Regions from separate parts of the Homo sapiens genome. Here all the other regions are linked to region 3. Evidence: chromatin loops called from intact Hi-C (ENCODE). Cell type or tissue: endothelial cell of umbilical vein. All regions are shown on one strand.

Region 1 (4,000 bases), 810 kb after region 3:
AGATTTGACTGGCCAGCCAGTCCCAATCTACTAGTGCCGTCAAGCCATCTGTGGTTGGACCACAGTCTACAAGGCAGCCAAACGCCAGAGTTTTTAGACTGGGGTCCCACTTGTGTCCCACTGTGGCCCAGCTAGCGGTGTTAGGATGACTGTGAAAATTGTGCAAATTCTGGCCACTTATTCACCTAAGGAATTGGACATGAGACTTACACTCCTGGCATTAAATCTCTTAAACAGGTTTAGTTTTTGACTGTTAAATTATTTTCTAATTTTATGAAGTTGGTAATTCATATGTTGTATATAATCTTTATTAAACCTGAATTTTATGTCAGTTGGGACTTTGTCCAATTTTGACAGGTGTTAATGGATATTCTGCTTAATAATAAGTACTGGCCAGGCACAGTGGCTCACGCCTGTAGTCCCAGCACCTTGGGAGGCTGAGGTGGGTGGATCACGAGGTCAGGAGATCGAGACCATCCTGGCTAACACGGTGAAACCCCGTCTCTACTAAAAATACAAAAATTAGCTGGGCGTGGTGGTGGGCGCCGGTAGTCCCGGTGATTCAGGAGGCTGAGGCAGGAGAATGGCGTGAACCCAGGAGGCAGAGCTTGCAGTGAGCCGAGATTGTGCCACTGCACTCCAGCCTGGGCGACAGAGTGAGACTCCATCTCAAAAATAAAATAAAATAAAATAAAATAAAGTGCTAACTTTGCCAGGCACGGTGGCTCACACCTGTAATCCCAGCACTTTGGGAGGCTGAAGTTGGTGGATCACCTGAGGTTGGGAGTTCGAGACCAGCCTGACCAACATGGCGAAACCCCATCTCTTCTAAAAATACACAAATTAGCTGAGTGTGGTGGTGGGTGCCTGTAATCCCAACTACTCGGGAGGCTGAAGCAGGAGAATTGCTTGAACCCGGGAAGTGGAGGTTGCAGTGAGCCAAGATCGCACCATTGCACTCCAGCCTGGGTGACAGAGCGAGACTCCATCTCAAAAAAAAAAGTACTAACTTTATCAAGCACTTACCATTGCAAATGTGTCTTCTTTCATCTTCTCAAGAACTCTGTAAGATACTTTTTTATCCTCATTTCATAGAAAAGGCTCAGAGAAGTTTATTAACTTGTGTACAGTCACAATTAAGTCATAGAACCGGGATATGACCTTAAGTTGGTTGGGATGAAAACCTGTCCATGAACCACACTCAAGCATGGACAATGTAGAATTTGAATTATTATTTTATTTTTATTTTTATGTTTTTAGAGACAGAGTGTCTCCCTGTCACCCAGGCTGAAGTGCAGTAGTGCAATCATAGTTCACCGCAGCCTCAAACTCCCAGGCTCAAGCCACCCTCCCACCTCAGCTTCCTGAGTAGCTGGAATTACAGGTGCTCACCACTGTGCCCAGCTAATTTTTAAAATTTTCTGTAGAGACAGGGGTCTCGTTATACTGCCAGGGCTGGTCTTGAACTCCTGGGCTCAAGTGATCCTCCCGCCTCAGCCTCCCAAAGTGCTGGGATTACAGGCGTGAGCCACGAGCGGAGTTTGGATTATTTAACCCTCATTTTTCTCCAAGTAGAAAACATAACAGGTTTTATGTAAATTTTAACTTTTTCATATCTCAGGGTGAGCCTGGATATTTTGCAAGTGAAATGAAGAGTAAGTATCGAGGCTCAGGAAGCACACCCGAACTTCAGTGTTGTCAATATTCCTGCTTATTCCACCGTGACAGGTTTTCTCCCCACCCTTCACATTTTTATTCTCAAATATTATATGGAAAAAAATGTGCTCTGCACTATGACAGAGCTTTATGCTAAAGGGCTTTCAAGAGAGTTAGTAGAGAAGTAACTTTGCTCTGTGTTTAAATAGCTTTCCTGAAAATATCACTCTGCTCAAGCGTTAGTGTTGCCTTTATAAATATATACAAAACCATTGGAACAAATGAACTTAAATTTGCAAAACTTCGAAGAAAAAATAAAACATGATCAGATCGCTCTTTTCATTAGAAGCTGAACTGGGTTCACAATTGCATTTCCAATTCAATTAAAAATGTAAAATTCACTGCAGTCTCTCCTACAATGTTGTACTCCTTTTATCTGGAATTTCAGGTTTCTTTTTTCTGTTTCCTGGGATTTGCAAAGTAGCAAAATCAGCCAGTTTACATTTAAGATGTTTTGATTCTTTTCTCAGACTCTTGCCAGTGTACTTAACACAGAATGATTAAAAGCTGTGTGTTCTGTTAGAACTGTTATAGTGTTTAAACAAGGAAGTCTGTGTTTGTTTAAGAGAATGGGGAAATGGTTATCTTGACAGATTAGACTGAAAAAACAGGACAGCCACAGTCTAGAACAGATGTCCACATTTGCCACTTGGCTGGCTTTTTGAGGTATACTAAACAAAACTTGCTTGTGTGCTTGTGCCTCTGTTCTGCTTGACACCTGACTGAGGAATGTGATTAAGAGCTACTGCCAGGGCCTGCGTGCCTCTGTGGGCAAATGTTCCCAGGTTTGAAATTTCTCAGCGTCTGTTTAACTATGTCATAATTAAACTAATGGAACACAAGAGAAATTTCTCTAACGGGCTTAAAGACCCCGTTCAACTGCAGTTTCATCTCACATCACACACGGTTCCCGTGGCTTCACTGAAAAGTTGAAATGAAGCTGAACAGAAGCTGCAGGGTACACCACATTAATCAGTCTTTTAAAAATGTGATCTTAAAAACTGGATGAAACATCAGTGGCAGTTGTGGTTTAGTGGGAATAGCACTGTATGAAAATTCAGGAAACCTTAATGCAAGCCCTAACTCTGCCATTTACTATTACAGCTGTTTGATCATGGTCAAGTCCTCACTTAACCTTTCTAGGTTAACGAAGCTATTGTTGATGATACTGATGACAACAGCTTGTGTTTATTAAGCCCGTATTCTGTGCCAGGCAGTGTTACAAGCTTGACACGCAATACTCCATCATACCCTCAAAAAAGCCCTGAAAGGTAAATACAGTTAGCTTTGCTGTTTCCTATGGAATCTCAGCAAACTAAGAACTTTGCTCAAAGTCAGATATCTAATGCGTAGCATACCAGCTAGGGTGTTTCCCAGGTCTAACAATTATACTTTATTGGATTTCTGTCTTTTCAAGGAGGATCTCCAAGGTAATTTCCATTTGTAAAATTCAATATTTGTGAAATCTGAACATATGAAAATCACTTTAAATATGTCAACAAATAAAAAAGACTCAGACTTACCCTTTTATAGTTGTGGTTATGCATAGATATCTACATTGCCTCATTGCACAGTTTACCATAAATATTAACATATAATTTTTAAATCAAATTTATGAAAGTATAGAATAGCCTCACTACATGGTATTTGCTCACTCAGATTTGGGGAGTTTAAACCTCTGGAATGTGGGATTATGACTTTTTACAGAGGAATAAATTCAAATTATAGTGTACAGTGTAGGACTTTGAGATATGCTTGCTAGCTCATATAAGAAATGATCAATTTCTTGGTCACTGTCTTTGTTGTATTTATTACTATTTATATAACTTCATTTTAACTTTATAATAATATGGATGATATTTAAGTATATTTAGTCTGTATTTAGAAGTTATTCTACTGCAGCTTTATTGGTAACAAAGAAAGAAAGGTTTCCATTGGCTTACTTTAAATAAGTAAGATCTTTTGACTTATCTCAAATATATTCTCATGTGGTATGTGAATATATTTTCCAAAAACCATGACAGCACAGTTTTGTTGTTGTTGTTTTGTTTTGTTTTTGAGACAAGGTCTGGCTCTATCACCCAGGCTGGAGTGTAGTGGCACAATCTTGGCTCACTTCAACCTCCACCTCCCGGGCTCAAACCATCCTCCCACCTCAGCCTCCTGAGTAGCTGGGACTACAGGTGTGCACCAGCATGCCCGGCTAATTTTTGTATCTTTTGTAGACATGTGGGGTTTTGCTACATTGCCCAGGCTGTTCTCAAACTTGTGAGCTCAAGCAGTT
Region 2 (4,000 bases), 490 kb after region 3:
ATTACATCATTTCACTGCAGCCTGGGCAACAGTGAGACCCTGTCTCTAAAAGAAAGGAAGAAAAATGATGCAGCCAGTTGATGATAGCCATCTTTCATGCAGGCACCCCAGTGATAAAACAATGGGCACATAAATGAAGTGGTGGCAGAGAGGGAGGCCCTGCATATTCCCATCAGCATGGACTCCTATTCACCAAGGCCTCTGTAGCTACTGCCACCTCTGAATGTTCAATCCGCCAACAACAGAAACCAGTGCTGAACCTAAAACATGGCATTATTTCTTGAACGGACGAATGGGTGATCTGGTGGCAAGCTGACTACAGTGGACCCATTCCATCCCAGAGGGGCCAACTAACAGTGTGTTCTCACAAGAACAGAAACCTATTCTGAATATGGGTTTGCCTTTTCCTACCACACAGCCTCAGCCAGCACTGCTATTCAAGGGTTATGGAATGGTTAATACACAGTAAATCCCACACAAAGAACATCTAACCAGGGAACCCATTTTAAAACAGAAGAGGTGAAGGCGTGAGCCCATGCCCACAGCATCCACAGGCTGAATCACCACCCAGAGGCTGCCAACCTGACAGAGCATTGGAGTGGCCTGCTGAAGTGCCAGATCCGAGGCAGCACTCTGTGAGGATGAAATGCCATCCTTCAGGGTATGTGCATTGAATCAGAGACATGTATATAATTCTGTGTCCGCAGTGAGACGAATACTTGGGGAAACCAAGAGGCGGAAGCAGGAATAGCTCTGCTTACCATTACCACCAGTGACCATCTGTAAAAATCTTTACTTCCTGTTCCCCATAACTCTGAGCTCCAGAGTTAGAGGACCTGATCCCAAATGAAGCACTCTTAACAGGAGAATCCAGATCCCATTGAGCTAATAGCTATGACTGCCACCAAGTCACTTAGGGCTCCTTTTGTCCAGGAAACAACAGGCAAAAAGAAAGTCAGCTACTAGTCATCTGCCATCATCTGGAGGAGGTCCAACCGCTGTCACTCCATGTATGGAACGCAGGTGACCCACTGAGGTGTCTCTTAAGATACTTTCTTGTCTGAATAGGCAGGTGCTGTAATTCCAGTGTTTTGAAAGGCTGAGGCAGGAGGATCACTTGATCACTGAAGCCCAGCCTGAAGATTTCGGTTATCAGGGCTCCGAACCTTCAGATGAGGGTTAGAGTCCCACCTCAGATAAGCCACCAAGACCAGCAGAGGTGGTAATTGAGTGGCAGGGGTTTTAGAATGGATGATGGAGGAGAGAGAGGATGAGCGCCGGTTGCGTCCTGAAGAGCAACTGCAGCGATGGGGGTGCAGTTCTTCCCACTGACTTCTCACTTCTCAGTTTCTCCTCGGGGAGGGAGCCTATAAGAGCCCCACAGGAGCTACTCCCTATGTGTGTACAGAAAAGTGGATTCATAGATTGCAAGGGGTAGACTGTGGCAGGGACGGAAACACTCTGCTCAGATCCACTCTCAAAAATAGGCCTGCAGCCCAGGTAAAGGGTGTGGACAGCAGACAACCTCTAGCTATTAGTTCCTCAGGGTTCTCCTCAGCTTTCAAAAAGAGGCTGCTCTAATACTCAGGGCAGCCCTTAGCCACTCACGGAGCAAGAAACTGGTTCAAGGCTCAGCTATGTCGCCCAACCTGGGACTCCTCTAACGGGAAATCTTTGTTCTAGAGCTCCTCATTGGACTACTCGACTTTTTTCAGATTCACCTTTCCCTGCCCATTCCTGCTTCCTCCCTTTCTCCCTTCACAGGCATGACTCACCAATAAGCCTCACATACTAGGACAACTGCAGTGTCTGCTCCCTGGAGAACCCAGCCTGTGAGCGAGAGCTTCCATTGTTTTAAGCTTAGAACATTCCAATCTGATAAAAAAAAATACCCACACACATATACTTTCATCTATTTTTAGGAATTACTTGAGTTTTTACATTTTAATGTGTTACTCATCTGCAAATTATTCTGGTACAGTGTTAAGTGAGATAGTGTTAAGTGAGGATCTAAATTGATTTTTTTCCTGTGGTAGGCAACCTCTAATATCTCTACCTCCAGACCTTCATGCCTCTATGTAATCCTCTCTCCTTGAGTGAGGGCTTGTTTAAGCTAAAAGATCAACTCTCTCACAGTTAATGGTGTGGGCCTGACAAGGTGGTTCTGCCATCCTTGACAAGTGGCTCCCGTCTCTGGGTCTCGGGCAATTGTTCTAAATCTCATTTTCTCCAAACTAAAAGGACAGCAGAGTGAGGCTGGAAGGTACACAACCCTAATTCATTAAGGAGCAAGACTTGGAAGTGGCATTTATCAATTTTGTTGACATCTCATTAGCCAAAATGTGGTCACATGGGTGTACCCAGCTGCATGGAGGATTTGAAAATACAACATCACTTATTGATCATTCATTCCTTTCCCCCCACTGAGTTATCCTTTCATCTCTATCATACATTGTATTCTATCCAATGATCCCCTGCTATTGCCAGAGCATTTCACTCATTCCTGCTTTCTTATACATTTTATATATGATACAGCCAGTTTTCATTACTTTTCTTTTTGAATAGTCTCTAAGCTAATTTGTTACTGTCTAGTTTGCAGATGAAAGGTTAAATTAGTATGTCCACATTTTTAAAAAACAATTGATATTTTTAAATTAAATTTTTATCAAACATTCATATAGAAAAGGGCACAAATCATACATGTAATTTCTTTTTTGTTTGTTTGTTTGTTTGTTTGAGACAGAGTCTCACCCTGTCGCCCAGACTGAAGTGCAGCGGTGCGATCTTGGCTCACTGCAACCTCCGCTACCCAGGTTCAGGCGATTCTCCTGCCTCAGCCTCCCGAGTAGCTGGGATTACAGGCGCATGCCACCACGCCCAGCTAATTTTTTGTAGTTTTTGTAGAGACGGGGTTTCACTGTGTTAGCCAGGAAGGTCTCAATCTCCTGACCTCGTGATCTGCCCACCTCAGCCTCCCAAAGTGCTGGGATTACAGGCGTGAGCCACCGCGCCTGGCCCATACATGTAATTTCTAAGAATTTTTGGAAAATGAATACATGCAATTAGCACTCAAATCAAGAAATAAGCCCAAGGCAGGCAGATCACCTGAGGTCAGGAGTTCAAGACCAGCCTGGCCAACTGGTGAAAGTGAAACCCCATCTCTACTAAAAATACAAAAATTTGCTGGGTGTGGTGATGGGCACCTGTAATCCTAGCTACTTGGGAGGCTGAGGCAGGAGAACCACTTGAGCCCGGGAGGCAGAGGTTGCAGTGAGCCGAGATTGCACTACCGCACTCCAGCCTGGGCAACAGAGCCAGATTCCCTCTCAAAAGAAAAAAGAAAAGAAGCATTACCAGAACAAAAGTCTCCCTTGCATCCCTTCCAGGCATCATAGATCATTTGGATCTGTTTTGGAACTTTATACGAGTGGAATCACAAAGTATATACTCTTTAGTGTCTGCCTTCTTTGTTCATTATTATGTTTGCGAGATTCACCTATGTTGATGCTGTAGTTGTAGTTCAATCATCCTCTTGCTGTATATTATTTCATTGAATGAATATACAGTTTATTTACTCATTTATGGACATTTGATTGTTTCTAGTTGTTGGCTATTAAAAATAGTGCTGCTATGATCATTACTGTACCAAAAATTTGCCCATCAGAACTCTGTTTTGAACTACGATAAACTCATATATTCAAGAAAAAAATTAACACTTTTGCAATACTCAGTCCACCTGTACATCAACAATTATGTATCTGCATGAAATCTTTTACATTTTTACACCTCTCAGAATATACTGTAAGTATTCATACATGTCTATCACGTTTTTTGTTAAAGCTATTCATTGGTATATAAAGTTTCTGTTGACACCAAGTTTCATACTACTAAAAAAGTGATTATTACTAGTATATAGCACTGCTATTTAATACATATTTTCCTTTATTCTAGACACTTCTAAATTACTCTAAATTCTAAAGGAAATGCTTCTAATGTTTCA
Region 3 (4,000 bases):
TCTCACTGTGAACTGTGCATGCGAGGGATCTAAGTTGTGTGCTCCTTGTGGGAATCTAATACCTGATGATCTGAGGTGGAGCACTTTCATTCCAAAACCACCTGCCAGCCCCCACCTTGGCCATGAAAATATTATCTTCCACAAAACCAGTCCTTGGTGCTAAAAAAGTTGGAGACCACTGGTTTAAGCTACTCAGTTTTAATACTTTGTTATTGCTGCTCCAGCAAACTAATATAATTCGATTCAAGTTTTTATCTGGGGCTGACTCTCTTGAAAAGTCGGGAGATGTGATGACAGGAGACTCTCCTTAGCTACATGGAAAGAGTAGATGGCAGTTAAATAATACTGTCCCCTTTAAAGAAGGAATAGATTATCCAGTGGATGACAAGCCCACCATCTTCCATTTTCTCACATCCAACCGACCTCACACATTTATGTAATTCTCGTGGCACCATTGGTATTTACAGCACCTGATCTAAAGATCTAGCTCATTTTTAGCTATTATATAAACTAGTTCTTATTCTTCCAAATTTAGCTGGACCATCTCTGGTGTAGAAAAAGACAGCCTCCTTCCCTGACACCCATGGAAAACCTTCATAGTGATGGCAGCATATGACTGGGGGGAGGAGAGGTTGTTCACAAGTAATTACCTCTGTAATTCTACTTCTTTCTCTCCTTGGAACCGTATGAAAATGCAGAAGGGTGAGAAGTATAATTACAGGGAACACTTTAAATATCAGTAGTAGAATACACATTTTACAATTCAATTCACATTGTGTGTTTGTATATGCATATATGTGTGTGTTGTGACTTTATATTTAAGAATTGCTTTCAACAGGATAGAAAATATTTTCCATTTTTAAACAAATTTGGATACCATGAAGCCATAGCCTTCATTTTCCTGATTTTAACTGAAAACTAGCTCATCTACTTTTTAATGTGTAGCACATTGCCACCTCATTCCTAAAAGCTCTATCCTGTCTAAGATGCCAGTCGAAGGCTCTATCTGATGTGGCCAGCCAGTGAGGCTCTGCAGTAATTCCATGCTGGGCAGCCTGTAATGAGGACAATTCCTGTTTGGAGGCATTTCTTTTCATGGGTTGCAGCTACAACTAGAAGTACGATTTATGTCTGCTGCTGGCTGGTCAAAGAAATACTGTCAGTTTTTTATTAACAAGCTGTAAGCACTTGCAAGTGAAAGGGAGGGAGGGAGAAAAAGGAGTGTGCCCAAAGTTATTTCAATAGGCAAGCTCTAAAGTATTCTAAGGTTAATACTGACTAATTAATGACAGCACCAAATGGAGCCAAAAGCGTGAAGTCTGCAAATGCCTAGTAATGAGGGCAGCATAGATATACCCCACTCCCACTTTCCATGTATGTTTGTAGGTCTGGCTGCAAAATGTAATTGAGGTAAATAGGGTTTTCAACTTATTGCTTATTCTTTAATACTGAGAAAGCATTTGGCTATTCTCTTTTCTTACTTCAAAGAACCCCACTCAATTAACTCTAGTAAATCTTATACCTGGTAGCGTCACCACTAGAGTCCATGACATAGAAATCTTTGAAGGGCATTTATAGAAGGAGGGGGAGACAGAACCACACCATACATTCAGAACACATTCATCTCTTTGCAGTTAGAACTGATGAGCCCTAACTGTTGGGGTGGGCTGGAAGAAGGGGGCTTGCTGTTTTCAACTCCTTATGCTTATGAAAACCAAGGCTCTCCATTCTTAAAAAAAAAAACAAAAAAAAAAAAAACTCTCAAATCCAAATCATTTTTTAAAGCACCCTGACCCTTTAATAAAAAGAGCCAGTAAGATAGCATCTGAAAAAAAGAAAGACAGATTTTAGGAACAAAGGATTTTTTTCCTCGTGCTTTGTTTTCCCAGTCTTGAATTAATCACAGCTGTCTTTCCCCAGCAAAGGTTATTTTTATCTAGCATGCTTTAAATTAAAAAACAACAAAAACAAAGGGAGCAATCTGATGTTCTTCAAGCTCCCAGAGCCCTTGCACAGAAAAAGAAGCATTTGCTCTGTGCAGCTAAGAATCCAGCTTTTAATTCTATCTTTTCTTGTGTTTACATAAACTTTCGTTTGCATTTCAGAAGCCTTATGGAAAGATTCCTGTGGCTGACCCAGGAGTAGTGGTGAATTTCTCCATCAAGTGAGTATTGATGAGCTGCAAAGTTCAGTGAACAGGAAAATTCTGCTCCTTTTATTGCCAATGTGACAGGTTACTTTATTACCATGCCTTTCACAGCAATTTAACAGTTACCCTGGTAACGGATTCAGTGAGGTAATGGGATCACAGGCATTGGAGCGGAGGCAGGCTGGCCGCTCGGCGCAGCCATCTGCTGGCTGCTGTTCCGGAGGCTGTCTGCCTGGAGGAGCCCTGACAGTCACGGGGCCTGCATGGCAATGAGCAGGTGAAACCGCAGGCCTGCCCTATTTAGCTGTACTCTGGTGATTTGTCTTTCTAATTCTATTGAAATAATCATCAGGATTTGTTTCTGATTAATTAACTAACCTTTTGGTAAAAAGATTAGATAACGAAATTGCTGCCTATTCAGAGATAATGAGATTTTTATTACTCTGTCAAAGGAAAAAAAGTACATTTATGTGTCACCAGCCGCTGTGTCAAGAGGAAAAAAAAAAAGAGAGATTTCAGTCTTTGTCGAATGTGTATATTCCTCAACAGACGAAGGGTGTGCTTAATTCTGTAGGAACTCCCCAGCCTCGTTTGACGCCTTTAGGAAGAGTTTTTAAAACAGCAAACAAAGTAATAAACACATTTAGGCCAATAGGCTTTTGGGGAGGGTGCTAATTTGTTTTAAAATGTCTCCTAATGGGAGAGAAACGCTTGGGAGTCTGGGGAACTTGCCTGTACTGTGTGGGTGTATTTATGTAAGTGTGAGAGTGTGAAGAAAGCAGTAAAATCTCCGTGCGAGGCTTTAAAATGACATATGTAGACAGGCTGCTTTTCCTCCGCACTACAGATATGTCTTCGACTTGCAGTACATTTGTCTTCTGGCAGGAGCTGCACTCGGGCAATGGGAAGGGGAAATCATCCGAGCTTAGCAGGCTGGGAGGTCACCTGTGACTGTCACAGGTAGGCTGCCTTAGGAAATGAATTATTCTGACTGGCGGTGAGTAAAAAGGGAAGCAGCCCTTCTCCTGTTTCACTCCAAGACACGCAGCCAGTCAATTTAACCTTTTCTCTTAAGAAGTCACAGCTCAATCCTTTGTTAAGGGGGACTTTCATTTTCTCACTCCTCTGTGCCTTCTTCAATGCTGTGATGCCAAGAAAAAAAAAAAAATACCAACCCCGGGAAAAGCGCTTCCCTTGGATAAAGAGATGCCAAATGCGCCAAATAGGCTGTGTGAGCCAGGCAGCATTGGAGGGAACAAAGCGCAGTATATTTCCAAATAAAACTTCAAAGAGCTACAATATTGTTTTAATTACTAAAACCTGAGGAGGAAACACAGTGCATGTCTCTTCCTTCAATGCAATGAAACGGAGGAGTGGGAGAAAGGGCCAAGTGGCAGGCTGGGACCCAGCTGAGCATTTTGTGAAAGTGTATTTGTGTCACTGTCTTTTCAGAGTCAATGAGACACTTATGTTTCTTGTGATATCCTGTGGCCTTGGCTGCCTCCGTTTGTGTGTGTATGAAAATGAAAAGATTTCAAGTTCTAAAAATGGAAGTTTCTATTCTGAATTTCGTATGGTTCACAGACAAGTTGCAACAGACCAAAGGAAAAAAAAAAAAGAAAGAATGTGCAGGGGATCAAATGTGAACATTCCAGAGCCCACTTTCCTGTCCTGCCTGGCGTTCCCACTCTCCTTCCCCTCTTTATTCCAGTTCCTCCTGCACCTCCAATTGCCAGCTAACAGGCTCCATTCCTGATAACAGATGCTTGACAAAGAAAGAGAAATAAGACATTAAAAAAGAGTAGACTGCTGCTGGGGGTGGGGATTTGATAGCACATTGCCAATGGCTTT
Region 4 (4,000 bases), 370 kb after region 3:
CGATCAATCTCTACAGTCAATTTATGAAAATGCAAAGCATAGTGTAACACAGGTACCTACTCTTCAAGGATATGATCAGAAAAACCTGGATGGCAAAACTGCAGGACAAACTTGTTTCTTCAACAAATAAATTGCAAAGAAAAAAAGAGAGAAATGGAGGGGAAATCTATAGAATAAAAGATATTTAAAAGACATATTTGCTAATCTTATTGTTCAGGTCATGTTTGGATCCAGGATTAGAAAAAAAAAAAAAAAGGTGTAAGAAGGACATGACATTTACAAGAAAATATTTGATTTGATGTTGACGATATTAAGGAATCGTTGCTATTTTGGGGGTGTGATGATTACTTTGTATTTGCATTAAAGCAAAAGAGTCCTTGTCTTTTAGAGATGTATACTAAAATACAGTTGTCCCTTGTTGTCCCTGGAGAATTCATTCCAAGACGCCCACAGATACCAAAATCTACAAATGCTCAAGTTCCTGATATAAAATAGTGTAGTATTTGCATATAACTTACTCACATCCTGCTGCATACATTGAGTCATCTCTTGATGATTTACATTTAATACAATGTAAATGCTATGTAAATAGTTGTATTGTTTAGGGAATGACAAGAAAAAAAATCTGCACACGTTCAGTATAAATGCAACCATCTTTAACAAAAAAAAAAAATGAATCTGCGGTTGGTTGAATCCACAGATGTGGAACTGATGGATATGGAGGGCCAACTATACTTAAAGGTAAAACTACTTGATACCTGGGATATGCTTCAAAATAACAAGGGGCTAAATGCAATGTAGTATCTTGGATTGAATTCTAGAAAAGAGAAAGAATTTTAGTGGTAAAACTGGTGAAATAGGAATAAAGTCTAGATTTAATTAATAGTTTCACATCAATACTAACATATTCATTCTGACAAACGTACCATGGAATCGTAAGATAGGGAGACATAGGTAAAGAGTATGTGAAAATTGTCCTATCTTTGCAACTTTTCCATAAATCTAAAATTATGCCAAAATATGAAATTTATTTTAAAAGCAATGAGAAGAGAGAAGTGGATGCAGGTGTAGATGGGACAGGATTCACCAAGGATGAATGGTTGTTGAAACTGGATGGCGAGTATAGAGGATTACTATACAACTCCACCTACTCTTGAGTGAGTTGTAAATTCTCCATAATAAAGTCACGTAAGTTAAAAACATTATGATATTTTCTATAGACTATTAAGAGCCTACACAGACCTTTGGAAGCCAGTAATTTGACACTTTGCTCTCTGTATCATTTCTGCCATCAGGGCAGTGGTGCCTAAAGAGTAGGGCAAAGGGCAGGAGCAGAAAGAATTGGAAAACAGCGGAGTTAAATATCACCCAGCTACAATCACTCGCTTCTTTTCTTATTAGACCCCAAATTATTTCTTCCTTTATATTTTAAAATCTTTTTTCACCTGTATTTTTATCGCATTTTAGATCTCTTCTAGCACCATGTGCCCATCTAGGCATCACTTGGTGTAAGGTCCCCACTGCAATATAACGAACAACCACAGCGTATTAAGCAAGCTAGAAGCATATTTCCCTACACACAAAATAAGTCTGGAGGTCAGCAGGCCAAGACTGTCAAAGCAGCTTCATGGAGTTTTGGATGACTCAAGCTCCTGCCTGTCCCCTACTCTTAGATTCCTACGATGGCAGCCTGGTCACCACACTTACAAGATAGCTTCTAGAGCACACCCACATTCCAGGCAGCAAGAAGGGAGGTCAATCCACTTCTCTTTAAGAAAATCTCCCAAAAGTCCTACATATTTCTGCTAACCTTTCACTGACTAAAACATACCCACACAGCCACTCCTGGCTGCAAAGTGGAAATGTAGAAAATGGTCTTTTAATTATACTCTGGCTGTCCTCTACAAAAACAGAGTCCTATTACTGAAAAAGGAGAACGAAGTGGATGTTGGGTAGAAAATTAGCAGCCTCTGCCACAATCAGTCGTGGGAAAAATCTGAACATGCAGTGGCAGAGGAGTCCAACCATGACTTATGCCCAAATTAATTATCCGGCTAGTGCAATCAGCAAAGATCTGGAAGTATCTGTCATCCCACATACGCTGCTGGCTGGTTTATGTTGATTGGTTTGACTGAAAGTTAAAAGTAGAAAACTGCCTGTTCGTTCACCCTTCACAGCAAGATATCATCTATCTACATCAGACGCCAATATATGTGCATTTGTGTCAGCATCATGTATAGTACTAGATACGCCTGCTGTGACTATAATGTCCTTTAAACCTAAAATGGAATCATTATAGATTCCTCCTGGCAGCCCTCTTGAGTCTCTGGGAGACCTTCTGGCCTCCTGGCCAGTCTCCAGAGAGATTCCTGTCTGTCTGCCCGGGAGGAGACACATTCTGGGCTGCCTGCCCACATTCTAACCTGCTGCTCACACGGGTAGAGAGCTGTGTCTATTTGGGTCAGTCCTTCCAAATGATTATTCTGTTGCCTTTAGGTAAGTTCACTTGAATGTCCCACACATACCAACTGTGCACACCACATGTTTGAAAGCCAGTTGCCCAGTAAAAGCAATGAAGTATGTTGGAAAAAGCATCTGAAATATGAGACTGAGAACCAAGCTGGAGCTCTTTTTGGTCCTGGCAGTGAAAGCTTAGGAAATTCACTTAGGCTCTCTAAGCCTCAGTTTCCTCATATGCCAAACAGAGATATTGCTACCACCTCTACTTTCCTTGCAAATATATTGCAAAGCTCAGTTACAATGAGATATTACATGTCACAGTGCTATACTTTACACCAAAAAGAGGTTAATATTATTCTTAATCTAGTGAAAATGTGAGTCATTGAAAAAAGAAGAGAAAAACAAGAAACAACAATAATGTAGCTCAAGCTCATTTGACCAGGGTCAACACAAAGAAATATAGTAACTAGTGCCAAATCTGCAGGATATAAAGAATATAGAGAGACAAAAGAATATAAAGAGACAAAAGGATCAGTGAAATTATATCTGCCTCAGAAATGATAGATTCTAAATGACTTCTCTCAGGAAGTAAACTTACAACATTCTTCGAGCCACCATTTCCATTTATTATCAGCCATTCTTCCCATGGAACATCAGTTCAAAGAGGAAACCTATTGTTAAATACTCTGTTCTCCTCCAACTGAAAGGGTGAACTATGTTTTATTTCTTTTAACTAGTCACCTTTAAAATTCAGCAAGATTCCTATCTCAGCAGCAAAGACCCAAAACTCTCACATAAAATTTTACTGCTCAATACCATCAGCTAGGGTCCATTTCCATTCATGAATATAAGCCTTTGGGCACAAGTATGTAAGTAGTTACATAAACATAAATTCATTCAGGGAGATAGGTGACTTCTGTAGGTGTGAATGTACATGTGTATGTAATTCGATATATTGGAGCCTCTAGAAGGTTCATAGTTTTATAGAGACATCAACAAGAAGTAATTTTAAATCCTTTAGTTTTTGTCAAAAGAAGGAGCTTTAGTTTATGCAACATAAAATTAGAATTGCTTTTACTTGCTACCAGTTTAATATCAACATTTTTATCCAGAGTTAGACACAAAGCTAAACTGCTGGGATTTGACATAACAAAACTGCTCTCCATATGTGAACCAAAAGTCACTTGGGATCTATCGGCCAATTAAGACTCTTTGCTCAGATCTAACTTTAGAGGGTGACTTCTGTCAAGAGCTAAGGAAGAACACAATTCATTATGACTGCAGAACTCAGAGAAGTCAAGAAGCAGATTCACTGGACATTTGTAAACTTTTCCTGTGACCCACAGCTAGAGCAAAGTACCTCTTAATTGTGAATAATTTTTCCTGATAAAAGTTTCTCACTCCTTTCTTAAATCTGGAACTTCCCTTTCTTGGAAAGCACCCATACACACATAACAAAAGGAATTCATTCCAGATGTCCAAGAGGCTTTGCATGTCAGGGTCTGGCTTTCCTGGTTGCAAAGGGAAATTTTGGCAGGTG
Region 5 (4,000 bases), 760 kb after region 3:
TAATAAGCCTCAGATGAAATGTTACAGGGCATTAGCTCTCTGACAAAGGCCAGGCCCAGTCCATGGGTGGAAAGGGAAGAATAATAAACCTGGTAGAATACTTGAATATAAAGATGAAAAGTACCTGTATAGAACGTCCCCAACACCTAGCTCACTGGCTAGATGTTTGAATAAATGTGCGTGAAAAGAAACTAATCTTTCTGGAATAAGTGTACACTTATTTCCAATTCACATGTGAGAAATAGAACTTTATGCCCAGATTTATAAAATACAAATTTGCACTTTTAAAGAACTAATTTTCATCATGGGCATTTATGCCTTCAGTAAGTGTAGTCTGCTTTATGTGACTGTGGGTTATAAAATGTTCAAGATTTTGAGATTTCAGCAAAATGATAAATCATTTACAAGTTTTAGAACCTAAACACCGCCTTTATACTTGGCCCTTCACAATGGGGTGTTGTCTAAACATAGACCTTCTTACAAAGAAACAGTACACTGTGTAGTTTATATGAGAAACATTCCTTAAGCCTTCATTCCAATATAGAGTGGCAGATTTGGCTGTGTAAACATGTGCCTGTATATATTCGGATGTGAATTGTGGGCAGATTTAAACACTCTGTGGCATTGTGAAGCGGCTCGTACATATAAAGAAAGATAGACACAAGCACACATATTTAATTAGCACTGCTTGATGGAGACTGTTCAAAATCTCCTTGGGTGTAAAGCATTTGTTTTGAGCATTTTAAATACGGAGTGCTTCTGGAAAAATAAGGGTTACTTATTTAGGCCCTTTGAGGTTGAAAATGGATTTTTCTTTCCAGGACTTGATTCCTTCCGAGTGCAAATAACAACGGCATCACTTGTACTTCGATAAGAGGTCTGCTTGTGTGGCTTCCAGAAAGAGCAGCAGGAGATGTGAATAATTTTACAGTGAGGAAGTTGCAACTGCAGATTAGCCTTTGTGACAGCTTCAACCTGTGGCCCCAGATAACCAGTGATTAATTGCCTGCCCTGGGTCCCTTCCTTTTTTCAGACTCCAGGTTTCCCTTGAGCCTGTATTGAGACGGTGAATTTCGTTCTGAGGGTTCTGCGTGGGCCGGCGTGTTGTGTGGAGCCGCGTGGCGCGGGGAGCGCAGCACGGTCACGCAGACCGAAGCTTTCACTGCACGGCCGGACTCGTTAGTGCGAATGAGCCTGTGTCCCGCGTGCACCGAGGGAGCCGAGCAGCGCAGGCGGCCCTCTAGCCCCGCACGGCCAGCGCGCCGTGGGGGATGCGTCCCTTTGCCTCCGCCACGCTCACCTCTACCCGACCGCTGCCTCTGTGCTCCGGGCGGCCGCCTCGGCCCAGCCAATCAGACGCGAGTGCTCGCAGCGGGCGCCGGCCAATCCGCGGCCAGCGTTCTCTGGAAACGCGAAACCCTTAGGGGAAAAGCAATAACAAAAGCCTTTCACTGCAGACAAATGTTAAGTGTCTGTGCAGACTTTTCCTGTTTTTAATTTTATTACTGCAAGAATGGAAGGTTTGTTGTTTCTTTCATGTTTCCTTTCAAGCAATTTTAATTATATATTTGTGCTACATCAGGGACTCTGGAACGCAGTGATTCAGCCTATTGGATCTAAAGCTAAAATGCAGTAACCTTCTGGCAGTACAGATATATTCCTGCACTGTAAATATAGCTGACATGCTAAAGAATTTTAAGCAGCTGCAAAGGTCTTTGACACCACACACAGTGCCCCAGAGAGAAGATGATGAGAAAACCAGCTCAGTCTTCCCCTTTGCCTCCTCTCCCACCCCCTCCCCTTTCCTGAAGGGATGTGTTCATAAAGAATCCTTTCCTCCAATTGTTCTGTCTTGTGCAGATTTTGACCAAATGCCTAATTACCATGGATTCTCATCGCAATAGGAAATTTTATACACAATGGTTTTAAAAAAATTTCCTGAGGGAATTTCATTGGAATCAGCTATGATTTGAGGAAATACTTGCTTTGCTCCATCCTAGCCTTTCCCCTGCTAGCCTATTGCTACAGTACACTGAATTAACACAGAGTAAATAATTCAGCTGTTGCCTAAGTAATAGCAACATAGACCATATGGGAAACAATTTTAAAATCTCCTTTTGAGACTTTGGAAAGAAATCGTTCTCCATTACTTGAGTCCCAACCATTGAAATATTTTACCTGCTGTTAAAAGGTTCCCAAGGAAATGAGTCTTACCTTGTCAGGTTTCCCTTACTGTAAAGGAGCCCACTACAGGTTTTCTGTAAAATTCACAATGGCAATGGTAATGCAAGTGAGCAAACTAGCTAGAAACAGATTTTGACTAATGTCTTCTGGTGCTTCCAAGAAAGAGTAGGGGTAGATGCAGAAAAGAAAACAAAGGCTCAGTTAAATATTTTATTTCTTTACCCTAATAATTTATGTATGTCTCAAAATCAAGGTTCTATTAAAATATGCTTTAAAGAAGTGATTTTTGTAATTTGGCATTTGTCCTCTCAGAAATAAAGAGGATATTATATTTTCTCTGTGACATTTGGTATACTAAGCACACTTAAGTTTAGTAATTCACAGATGCAGTGCTAAATTAAATTGTCTGTCTGAAAAGCAGTTGGAAAAAGCAGAATGGCTTGCAGGAAACGAGTGTGTTAGTTTTGAGATTTCTTTTCTAATCCTCTGAGGCAAATGCGTACCAAAGTTGACTCCAAAGATAACCCCAAGAGTAAATCTATTGTGCACATTTGTTTTCTTAAGAGGGCTATTTTAGGAGTCCTTAATATGAAACAAAACCAAACACTGAAACAGATACGGTACCCAGGCTGATTACTGTCTCACAAAGTCAAAGAGGGGAGGATTAGGGAAGTGAAATCGTAGTTGATTGTCTGCTATCTGGACTCTTGAGTCCCCACTCTCCTGTCTATGCCTATTTTTATGCACCTGCATAATTATTTTTTCTTAATAAAAATCACCATCATTTTATATTGTTGAATTGGAAACAAAACCGATTCCTTTCAGTCACCCTCTGGTTTAAGCACTGGTAACTGGCGCTAGTTTATATTGGCTGCTTGCCAAACGAAAGCAATTATGTGTAATAATAGAAAAATTAAGAGGTGAGTGTTGCTGTTTTACAGCAGGACATGGCAAAAACCATTTCCTTCTGTCAGCAGTATCTTGATTACACTCTCACACACAGTCTCACTCCTTTGTACCACATGCGCACGCGCACGAATGCACAACACACATTATTTCCTGTGGGTTTTAACTTGAGGTCACTGAAACCAGAAAGAGGAAGAATGCAAACCACAGCTTTTAAAAGCAAATGAGAATAGAACTTGCTGGCAAAAAAAAGAGAAAAAAATAATAAGTGAACTGGAAATAACAGTAATCAGTGGTAACTATGATCCTTTTTCATCCCCTGCCTCCTGCAGGTGTCCTAGTGGTCAATGTCACGTGGAGGAACAAAACGTACGTGGGAACCCTACTGGACTGCACCAAGCACGACTGGGCCCCTCCCAGGTATGAACAGGGCCTTTTATTTCTCTCCTTCCCCATCCTCTCTTTGCAGGGAAACTGTAGAGAGAGATTCATAATACATAAAAGTGTGCCTGTAATTGAAACCAGGCAAAGGAGAAATGAGCAATTTAGGATTGAACGCAGTAAAATGCAGATGCTAAATTTCTTTTCTATCAGAAGATCTCTGCTCCCCACCCCTTCTCTCCTGTCTTTGTTTTCATTTTTTCTCAAAGTGGGAATTTGAACTGGTTTGGAAGCTAGCTACTTGAGCTGTTTTTCTTTGGTTTTTCTGAGGAAGAATATAAGCCCTTGGTCGCCTGTTCTTTTGCAGGTGTTGGAAATTGTCAGTCTTTTCCTTGACTGGGCCCAGCCCTGAAGCTACTGGAGTGTTGACTCCTCTTTACTGCATTGTGTACTTTGTGATTTCACCTGGCTCTTTTGGGGATGCTCATTTTCACATCTGTTACTTGCTTCCATAGGTTTTGTGAGTCAC
Region 6 (4,000 bases), 190 kb after region 3:
GAAGTGCCAAAGGAGACATGACAACTAACTACATATCATGAGATATCTTCGATAAAATCCTGGGACAGAAAAAAGGACAGTAGGTAAAAACTAAGGAAATCTGAGTAAAGTGTGGACTTTATTTAATAATCATGTATCAGCATTGGTTCTTCCATTATGGCAAATCAACCACAGCAATATAAAATGTTAATAATTAGGAAAATTGCATGTGGGACCTATGGGAATTCTTTGAACTATCTTCACAATTTTTTATAAAAATATAATTTTATTATAAAATTTAAAAAGCTTATTTAAATTCATTTAAAATACTCCCCAGTTTACTCTTTTTATTATTCATCTGGACTTTAATTGGATGTCAGTATTTTTATGACAACCAACCTAAATTGTTAGTCTCTGATGCCCCACAGATTGAGTTGGTTCTTCTAAGTGCTTCAATCAAAGCCTTAATTTTACCCTGAGAATAGTCTTTTCAATTGTTAGGAAAATATTTTCTAAGTTGTTCACATGCTGTCATTTTGGTTATTACACCATTTCTGATAAAAGACTGCTATAGTTTGACTCTCAGTTTTATTAACACTCTATTATGATTATCCTTTTAAAAACACTCTAAACTCTGGTCAGCCTCACTCAGGGTAGTAATGAGGGTGAATGTATCATTGCAAGCCTAATTCTGCCCATTATATTTCTGCCTCTCCATTTATGCTAGTCTAAAAGTGTTATTTGAGCCGAAAGATCATTCTGTGACCTTCAGATTACTGCTGGGTGGCTTCGGCGAAAAAGGAATTACCAATGCATTAAATTTGAATTAGCTCTGAGAAATCATGCAGATGTATGCACAGAACATTGTAGCAACACTGTCTCCCAGGCACAGCAGAATTGCTTTTATGCAGTTTTAAAGAATCACTTGAGCAACCCTTAAATTGCACACATGATGAAGCTGAGCCAGCATCTTCTGTTAAAAAAAAAAAAAAAATATATATATATATATATATATATATATATGTCCTGCAGCCCAAATATAGCCTTCCAGGGAGTTGTCTTTCAGAGAAATCTGATCATATAGGGACTGCTGCTGAGTGGACTGTTTGGGTTCCAGCCCCACCATATTAGAGTGCCCTGGCAGAGTGATTGCAGAAGTGTCACTTAGACTAATGATTATGAATTATGCAGAGGGTCATATCCTCTTAGTTACAAGTCATTTACACAGTTTCCCTCTAGACTGCCTAGACTGGTTCAATTTTTTTTCCTCCTACTAGGAAATAACTCATTGAATAGATGTTCGATGTTGAATTTATTGACATTCTATTTTTCTTCCACAGTGCTAAGCTTGCAAAACAACCAAATGAAAAAAAAAAAACAACAACAACAACAACAAGATACCTACCCTCAGTGAAATTATAGCGTTAACAAGTCTTGGTTTATTTTTTTTTCTTCTAGTCTGTCAGGGTGCTTCCCATTTTAAAGTTCTGACAGTTCTAATCTCTCTCTGTCTTGCTCTTCTATCTTCAGTTACATTGAAAAGGTGGTGTAAAGATGTGTGCATGGGGAAAGAGAACACAGTTAACACTAAAATCCACACTTCTCAATCTGTAAAATGTATAATGTTTCAGTGAGCTACTTAAAAGGAAGAACAACAGAAATATCAGAGATTCTCATTTTTGGAATTAAAGCCTGTCAGATTTCCCCAGATTTTTCTGAATCTAAGCCCTTGAGCCTACACTTAAAATGAAAGAGACAGGCCGTAGAAAATTCTGTACATTTTAACAAGTGATATGAACAGTGATGTGACTCATTAAGCATGACCTTGTAGACGGGTGATGAAGTCAGCTGAAAAACAGGGATCTGCTTTTTCTATCGCTTGCTGACCTCAGTTTCAACGGAAAAAATAAAAGAAACATTGACCTCTCCCAAAAAGTGGACCATTCATGACCATCTTCAAAGTCAGAGGCCATTTCTTACAGTAAAGCCAGCCTGGAGAAAGAGGAAATGTCTTTTCCAAATTGACCTGGCCGATTTCATCTTGATGAGAGCTGAGCAGGGCAGAGCCTCTCATGCCTCCATAACCAATTTCAAAGCCAACAGGCCTTGTTATTGTTTATATGGTGGTGGTCTTTCAGCCATGCAAAGTGCCAGGCAACACCAACCTCCAGGCAGAGGAGCTGCCCTGACAGCCAGACCACTTGGAAAGGAGGCCCCTTGTGGCCAGAAATGGAAAGAGAGTGCTCCGGAATTGCTGTTCACACTTTCAACAACTTGATTTTTGAAGGTATTGGAATAATTCGGGGATGGCTTCAAGCAGCCACATTTTGCTACCCCTGGGAAACCTGAGGCATCTAGGAAGATCCCTCAGGAGCACAAATATGTCCCAAGGAGTAACCATCACATTGCAGCAGCTGGACCTCATTCCCATTATCCCTCTGTGCCCCAAAAATAAACCCAGAGAAGCTTCCAAAGGGCAACTTGTGCTAGCACAGTGGGGTTTAATGGCATTTAAGGGCCTTCCATGGCAGGATGCTTCATTGATATAACAGCCAGAGGGATCCTTGTGTTTAACACAGAACTCTTGCCATGCCCCTCCTCTTCTCAAACCCATCTTTTCAACTCTCTCAGAAAAAAAGCAAGGTTGTAGAGTGACCTACAGGTGAACAGCTCTGCTCCTCCCAACTGTTCGACCTCTGATCTCACCTCCACACAATCCCAGTGGCCCCTCGCCCTCCCTCACATGTGCGGAGCTTGCTCCAGTCCACAGCCTCTACTTGCAATGCTCTGCCCTCAAATGTTCACCCACACGGGTGAAGGGGTTTCTTCCCAAAACCCCTCCAGGTCTCAGCTCACACATCATCACTGACATTAGGGACCTCTCTCTAGCAGATAACAACCCCCACTAGACATAGCCTATCCCCTGTACTGCTTTGTTTTTCTAAATAACATTCCCCCTGAATGCACAGCATATTTTATGTACTTATTTGCCCACTCTTATCTCTTCTAATAAAAATGTCAACTGCATGAGGATGGGGAGTTTGTTTTGTTGACTGCTTTATTCCTAGAAACTTGAAAGTACCTGACACAGACTGGGTGCTCAGTGACACTCATTCACCTAAGAGAATGAGTCTCAACGTGTGTTATTGCTCTGCATTTTTTGCTACCCTATTTCCCCCTTCATCCTCTCTCCCATCACACACACACATACAGACACACACACACACACACACACACACACACACACCAAACACACACACACACACTCTCCAAAACGACAGCCCAGAAGATCCCTTGCCTGGGAGACAACTGTGTTACCAGATAGAAGCACCCCACTTTCTGGATTTTGCTTTCTGGAAGCCTGAGCTTCTTGAGAACTTTAGGTGAAGAAGAGAGAAGAGTCTATACTCCCATAGCTGGGAAAGGAGACTGTTCTGTGGATTTCCAGATCTTCGGACTCAGGACCCACAGTCCCAGCAGTCACCGGCAGAGGAGCAGAACCTCACAGTGCATTGGCTATGGGGGCATCTGGGAAGACAACTGATCCTTATGCAGCCGAAGACCCTCTAGGACAGGGAAGCTGCAGAGTACCCACCCCCAAGATGGTGAACAGAAACGCAGCAGCCCCCCTTGATGTTTGTTCTGTGTAACATCCACGGGACCGTTATTCATGGGAGGAGGCCTCCAAAAGGGTAAGGGTAATTTTTGATGTTAGGTTTAAAGGGACCCTGACTGAATGTGGGTTGGTTTAAAGTCAATAAAGAAATATGACATTACTGAACACCAAGACTGCACATCCACCCCTGTGCAGGAAGCCCTTCCAGACTAGATGAGAATCCTTGGCTGGGTTGGCTGGCTACATGGTCTTGCAGACTATAAGGTCACACAGGGCCCTTCTCAGCTACACTTGGCTTAATGCTCTGGTATCAGCCTCTTGAAATGTTTTATTGTGCCTGTGAAGTTGTGTTTTGTGAGTAAGTCTGACTAGACAATGGAGCCCCAGGTGAGCAGGGGGAAACAC
Region 7 (4,000 bases), 690 kb before region 3:
AGGAAAAGCTTTCAGCTTTTTACCATCAAGTATAATATTAACTGTGGGCTTGTCACCTATGGGCAAGCCCACAGTTAATATTATATTTATTATGTTGAAGTACATTCCTTCTATACATAATTTGTTGAGATTTTTAATCATGAAAGGATGTTGACTTTTGTCAAATAATTTTCTGTATATATCGAGATGATTGCATGATTTTATGTTTTATTTTCTTAATGTGGTGTGTCACATTTATTGACTTGTGTATGTTGAACCATCCTTGTGGCCCAAGAATAAATCTTACTTCATCAAGGTGTATAATCCTTTTAAAGTGTAGTTGCATTTAATTTGCTAGTATTTTGTTGAAGGTTTTTGCATCTATGTTTATCAGGAATATTGGCCAGTAATTGTCTTTTTTTGTAGAGTTTTAAACTATGCTAATTCAGACAGCATGGTACTGGCATAAAAAATGGACGGATAGACCAATGGAAGAGAAGAGATGGCACTGACATAAATCCATGCACTTAACAGCTAACTGATCTTCAACAAAGGTGCTAAGAAAACACACTGGAGACAGTAGTCTCTTTAATAAAGGGTACTGGGAAAACTGGACCTTTATCTCATACCATTTACAAAAATCACCTCCATCACTCAGGAAAACCCCCCAATTCATCATTTTGAGTCCGAGTGTGACCTGATTTTTCCTGGATGCTGGGCAAGAGCTCGGGATGCAGAAAGCTGTCACACTGGCCCTCTGCCTTTGCAAAAAGACAGAGGGTCCACTGAGCTGTTTAACACTTAAGCCATCTGTGGACAGCAAGGCTAAAAGAGTGCACTGTAACACAAGCCCACTTGGGCTTCAGAAGTCACAGTCTCCCACCCCTGGACACTGCCATGGGCCCGGAGCCCAGGGCACTCGTTCTGGCTCCTGCACCTGTAAATCTTTCATCCACATGGTCCAAAGTGGTATGCCCCTTCACTAAAGCATGTGACTCAGAAGGTAAACACATCGTTTTTATTCATATCTTGCTGGTCACACCCACCTGCAAGAGAGGTTGGAAAATTCAGTCTTTCACCTGAGTGTTTATGTGCAATCTACAAGCTGAAATTATGTTAAACGAAAAACTTTAGACAAATTTAACATAGCTTATTTGAACAGAGAATAATTCTTAAATTGGGAAGCATTCAAAACCAGAAGAGGTTCAAAGAGCTCCATTCAAAGGCATGGGCAGTGAGTTTTTTAGACTCAACACCGAAACAAAGTATATAAATCACCTGATTGGCTACTTATCTTATTTAGGCATGGTGTGATGAGACATTTACTTTATTTGGGCATGATCTCGTCAGTTATCTACCTGTGATTGGCTGAAGCTTGGCTACTTGTGTTTGACTGAAACTTGGCTGTTTATCAGAAAATATACTCCTAAATAAAGTTTGTTTGTATATTAAGTTATGTTGTGGTAGAAACTCAAATTATGAAGAAATTGATATGGATAGGAGACAAGAAAATGCTGGGTAGAAGAGAGTGGTACCCCTGCAAAGGCCCCATCTTCAAGTCTGGAAACCTGCGGCCCTAAATGAGAAGAGGCATTCCTGTTTCCCTGCCCCAAAGTTGCATTTTGGTCCACCACACCCTCCTGTCCTGTATCCATATAAACCCCAAACCCCGGCTCCACAAGGAGATAAACAGAAGAGCAGAAGAATGTCAGAATGGCATGGCAGAGAGAAGAGAAAGAGCGTCTGAACGGCAAGGGGAGTTTGGCTGCAGATGATTGGAGAGATTGGCCACTAGGCGGCCAAACTCCAAGGGAAGATCATCTTCCCACTCCTTCCCACTGAGAGCCACCTCCACCACTCAATAAAATCCCTGCATTCATTCTTCAAGTCCGTGTGTGAACTGATTTTTCCTGGATGCTGGACAAGAACTTGGGATGCAGAAAGCTATCACACTGGCCATCTGCCCATGCAAAAAGGCAGAGGGCCCACTGAGCTATTTAACACTTAAATTGTCTGTGGATGGCAAGGCTAAAAGAGTGCACTGTAACACATGCCCACTTGGGCTTTGGGAGTCACAGTCTCCCACCTCTGGACACTGCCATGGGGCCGGAGTCCAGGGGCACTCGCCCTGGCTCCTGCACCTGTCCATCTGCATGCTCCCCCTCCCGTAAGGGGTTTGAGTGCAGAGTGGCCAAACAGACAAGCCATACCCCTGTTGCATATCCTGGGAGGGGGTCAGGGAACTCTCCCATTTCAAACTCATCAAGCCAATGGCTTCCTGGCTATTTAATTTAACAGACTTTTTGGGTGCTTCCCAATTTAAGAATTGTTCTCTGTCCAAATAAGCTATGTTTAATTTGTTTAAAGTTTTTCCTTTAACACAATAGAATTTCAGTTTTTAGATGGCACATAAACACTCAGGCGAAAGACTGAATTTTCCAACCCCCCTTGCAGGTGGGTGTGACCAGCAAGGTATGAATAAAAATGATGTGTTTACCTTCTGAGTCACATGCTTTAGTGAAGGGGCATACCATTTTGGACCATGTGGATGAAAGAAAAACAGAGCATCATTCTAATGCTCTACCATGAGAATGCCAGAGCAAGAATAAGAGATGTCTAGACATCTGATTACTTTGCAGAATGGGATTGCCATAGGAACTTACATAAGAGAAATAAATTCTTTCTTTTTTAAACTATTGTTGTTTTAGACTTCATTAAAGCATCCACCTCTATATTATAAGCAACCTTATATCATTTATTATCTGTATCACTCGTGTTTGTTCCTATAGATACCTTAGAATTTTAGTTACCTTCTCACTTACATATATCTTCTTCACCCAATGTGAAGAGGGATCACAACTTTTGTATACAGTTATGTGCAATGCAGTCCCTGCCATACACATCCAGGTCTATCACAGTTCATTATTTAATAACACAATCATACTCTATTTCTTCATTATCTTGGAGAATAAACTGTTTTACGTAAGTGCATTTACAAATAATATCCAAGCCTCAAAAATATTTCAAAGATCTTTTAAAATTTATTTTTTAACTTTTCCATAAGTTATTGGCTGTGGGAAGGAGATGACAGGAGGGCAGCCAGTTTTAAGAAGAATATCATGAGCTCAGCCTCAGTGTGAAGTGAGGGTGCATTACCCAAGACAAAACATCAAGAAGGAAATTAAGAAGATGGGTAAAATGCTTAAAAACAATAACTCCATCATTAGATAAAATGCAAATAGTTTTTCTGAATGGAAGCCTCGACTAGCAGGAGTGTGGACAACTCTCTTAATTCTCTTCATAAGTTCCTGTGCCCAGGGACAGGAACTTAAAAGATGGCAATGCCTGTGCACAGTCCAGGAGAAGAAAATTACATCGAGGAGAAAAAGCAGCAGGATCCTGGGGCAATTAGTGTGGAAGCAGAAGGCAGCAAGCTGCTGCCATCCCTCATTTCTTTTCAATGAGCTTCGCTCAAACACACTTGAGTGATGACGGTATCTTAACTTAGGGGCAGTGCTGCTCTCTGCCTGAGATATTGATCATAGATCAGGAGAAAAGCTGTCTGCCCAGCCTCATTCTCTCTGGCTTTGGGAGTGCTTGGCTAGGAGACTCTGAATGAGGCATTACAGTACTTACTTGCACATCAACCGTTCACATCACTTCCTCCAATAGATCTTTTGACATAGGATGTTCTTGTGCTGGAGAAATGCTACAGAAGCAATTATTGATCATTCCATTCCAAAAGTGATGAGCCAACATTTATGGTAAAAATGACAGTCCCTTATTCTTGATTCTTAAACCAAAAAGGGCCTGAAAAGCATTTTTTTTTCCTGTACAATTATGGCAAATTTACTTGGTGGAAAAATCTGATCTGAACCCTTATAAGGCTATTTACCATCTTTTTTCATTTTTAAAGCATTTTTTGATGAAATCCATATGTTTCGCTGTAAAAATTATTCTGTTTGATAATGAACAGCCAGCCCAGACCCTACTGGTGGTGGTATCTATATCTGAAATCTGT

The links. Peaks named below come from ENCODE experiments on the same cell type or tissue, not always from the same donor. Only the 100,000 strongest peaks of a DNase experiment are listed, where the experiment ranks them.
Region 1: it touches region 3 in a loop (8-fold over the local background); 3 of 110 quality-filtered maps call a loop at or near these places.
Region 2: it touches region 3 in a loop (3-fold over the local background); 4 of 110 quality-filtered maps call a loop at or near these places.
Region 4: a loop joins it to region 3, with 6 times the contacts of the local background. A loop is called at or near these places in 3 of 110 quality-filtered maps.
Region 5: a loop joins it to region 3, with 8 times the contacts of the local background. A loop is called at or near these places in 11 of 110 quality-filtered maps.
Region 6: it touches region 3 in a loop (7-fold over the local background); 4 of 110 quality-filtered maps call a loop at or near these places.
Region 7: it touches region 3 in a loop (25-fold over the local background); 3 of 110 quality-filtered maps call a loop at or near these places.

Annotation. Positions count from the first base shown.
Region 1 is chr5:124,598,106-124,602,105 of GRCh38, reverse strand. No RefSeq gene overlaps it. Among named protein-coding and RNA genes, the nearest start is that of ZNF608, 150 kb to the left of the region's middle. RefSeq lists an enhancer at 2,240-2,299 and a silencer at 2,403-2,617. In endothelial cell of umbilical vein, no CTCF peak of the experiment used is centred here; a DNase peak (open chromatin) is centred at 2,365; H3K27ac peaks cover 2,753 bases.
Region 2 is chr5:124,925,796-124,929,795 of GRCh38, reverse strand. No RefSeq gene overlaps it. Among named protein-coding and RNA genes, the nearest start is that of ZNF608, 180 kb to the right of the region's middle. In endothelial cell of umbilical vein, no CTCF peak of the experiment used is centred here; a DNase peak (open chromatin) is centred at 1,835; H3K27ac peaks cover 270 bases.
Region 3 is chr5:125,411,275-125,415,274 of GRCh38, reverse strand. No RefSeq gene overlaps it. Among named protein-coding and RNA genes, the nearest start is that of LINC02240, 80 kb to the left of the region's middle. RefSeq lists an enhancer at 3,110-3,609. In endothelial cell of umbilical vein, a CTCF peak has its summit at 2,361 (motif pointing left); DNase peaks (open chromatin) are centred at 2,334 and 3,134; H3K27ac peaks cover 2,582 bases.
Region 4 is chr5:125,042,374-125,046,373 of GRCh38, reverse strand. The region is part of intron 2 of LOC101927421 (a long non-coding RNA gene); the gene reads right to left. Among named protein-coding and RNA genes, the nearest start is that of ZNF608, 300 kb to the right of the region's middle. In endothelial cell of umbilical vein, no CTCF peak of the experiment used is centred here; DNase peaks (open chromatin) are centred at 2,433 and 2,963; H3K27ac peaks cover 1,738 bases.
Region 5 is chr5:124,649,120-124,653,119 of GRCh38, reverse strand. ZNF608 (zinc finger protein 608) reads left to right here. Exons shown (of 10, transcript NM_020747.3): 4 at 3,423-3,510; 5 at 3,987-4,000. Among named protein-coding and RNA genes, the nearest start is that of ZNF608, 96 kb to the left of the region's middle. RefSeq lists an enhancer at 1,037-1,086. In endothelial cell of umbilical vein, no CTCF peak of the experiment used is centred here; DNase peaks (open chromatin) are centred at 959, 1,709, 2,709 and 3,159; H3K4me3 peaks cover 709 bases; H3K27ac peaks cover 3,984 bases.
Region 6 is chr5:125,225,710-125,229,709 of GRCh38, reverse strand. All of the region lies in intron 4 of LOC101927421 (a long non-coding RNA gene), which reads right to left. Among named protein-coding and RNA genes, the nearest start is that of LINC02240, 270 kb to the left of the region's middle. In endothelial cell of umbilical vein, a CTCF peak has its summit at 2,198 (motif pointing left); no DNase peak of the experiment used is centred here.
Region 7 is chr5:126,098,804-126,102,803 of GRCh38, reverse strand. The region is part of intron 1 of LOC124901056 (a long non-coding RNA gene); the gene reads left to right. Among named protein-coding and RNA genes, the nearest start is that of LINC02039, 79 kb to the left of the region's middle. In endothelial cell of umbilical vein, no CTCF peak of the experiment used is centred here; no DNase peak of the experiment used is centred here.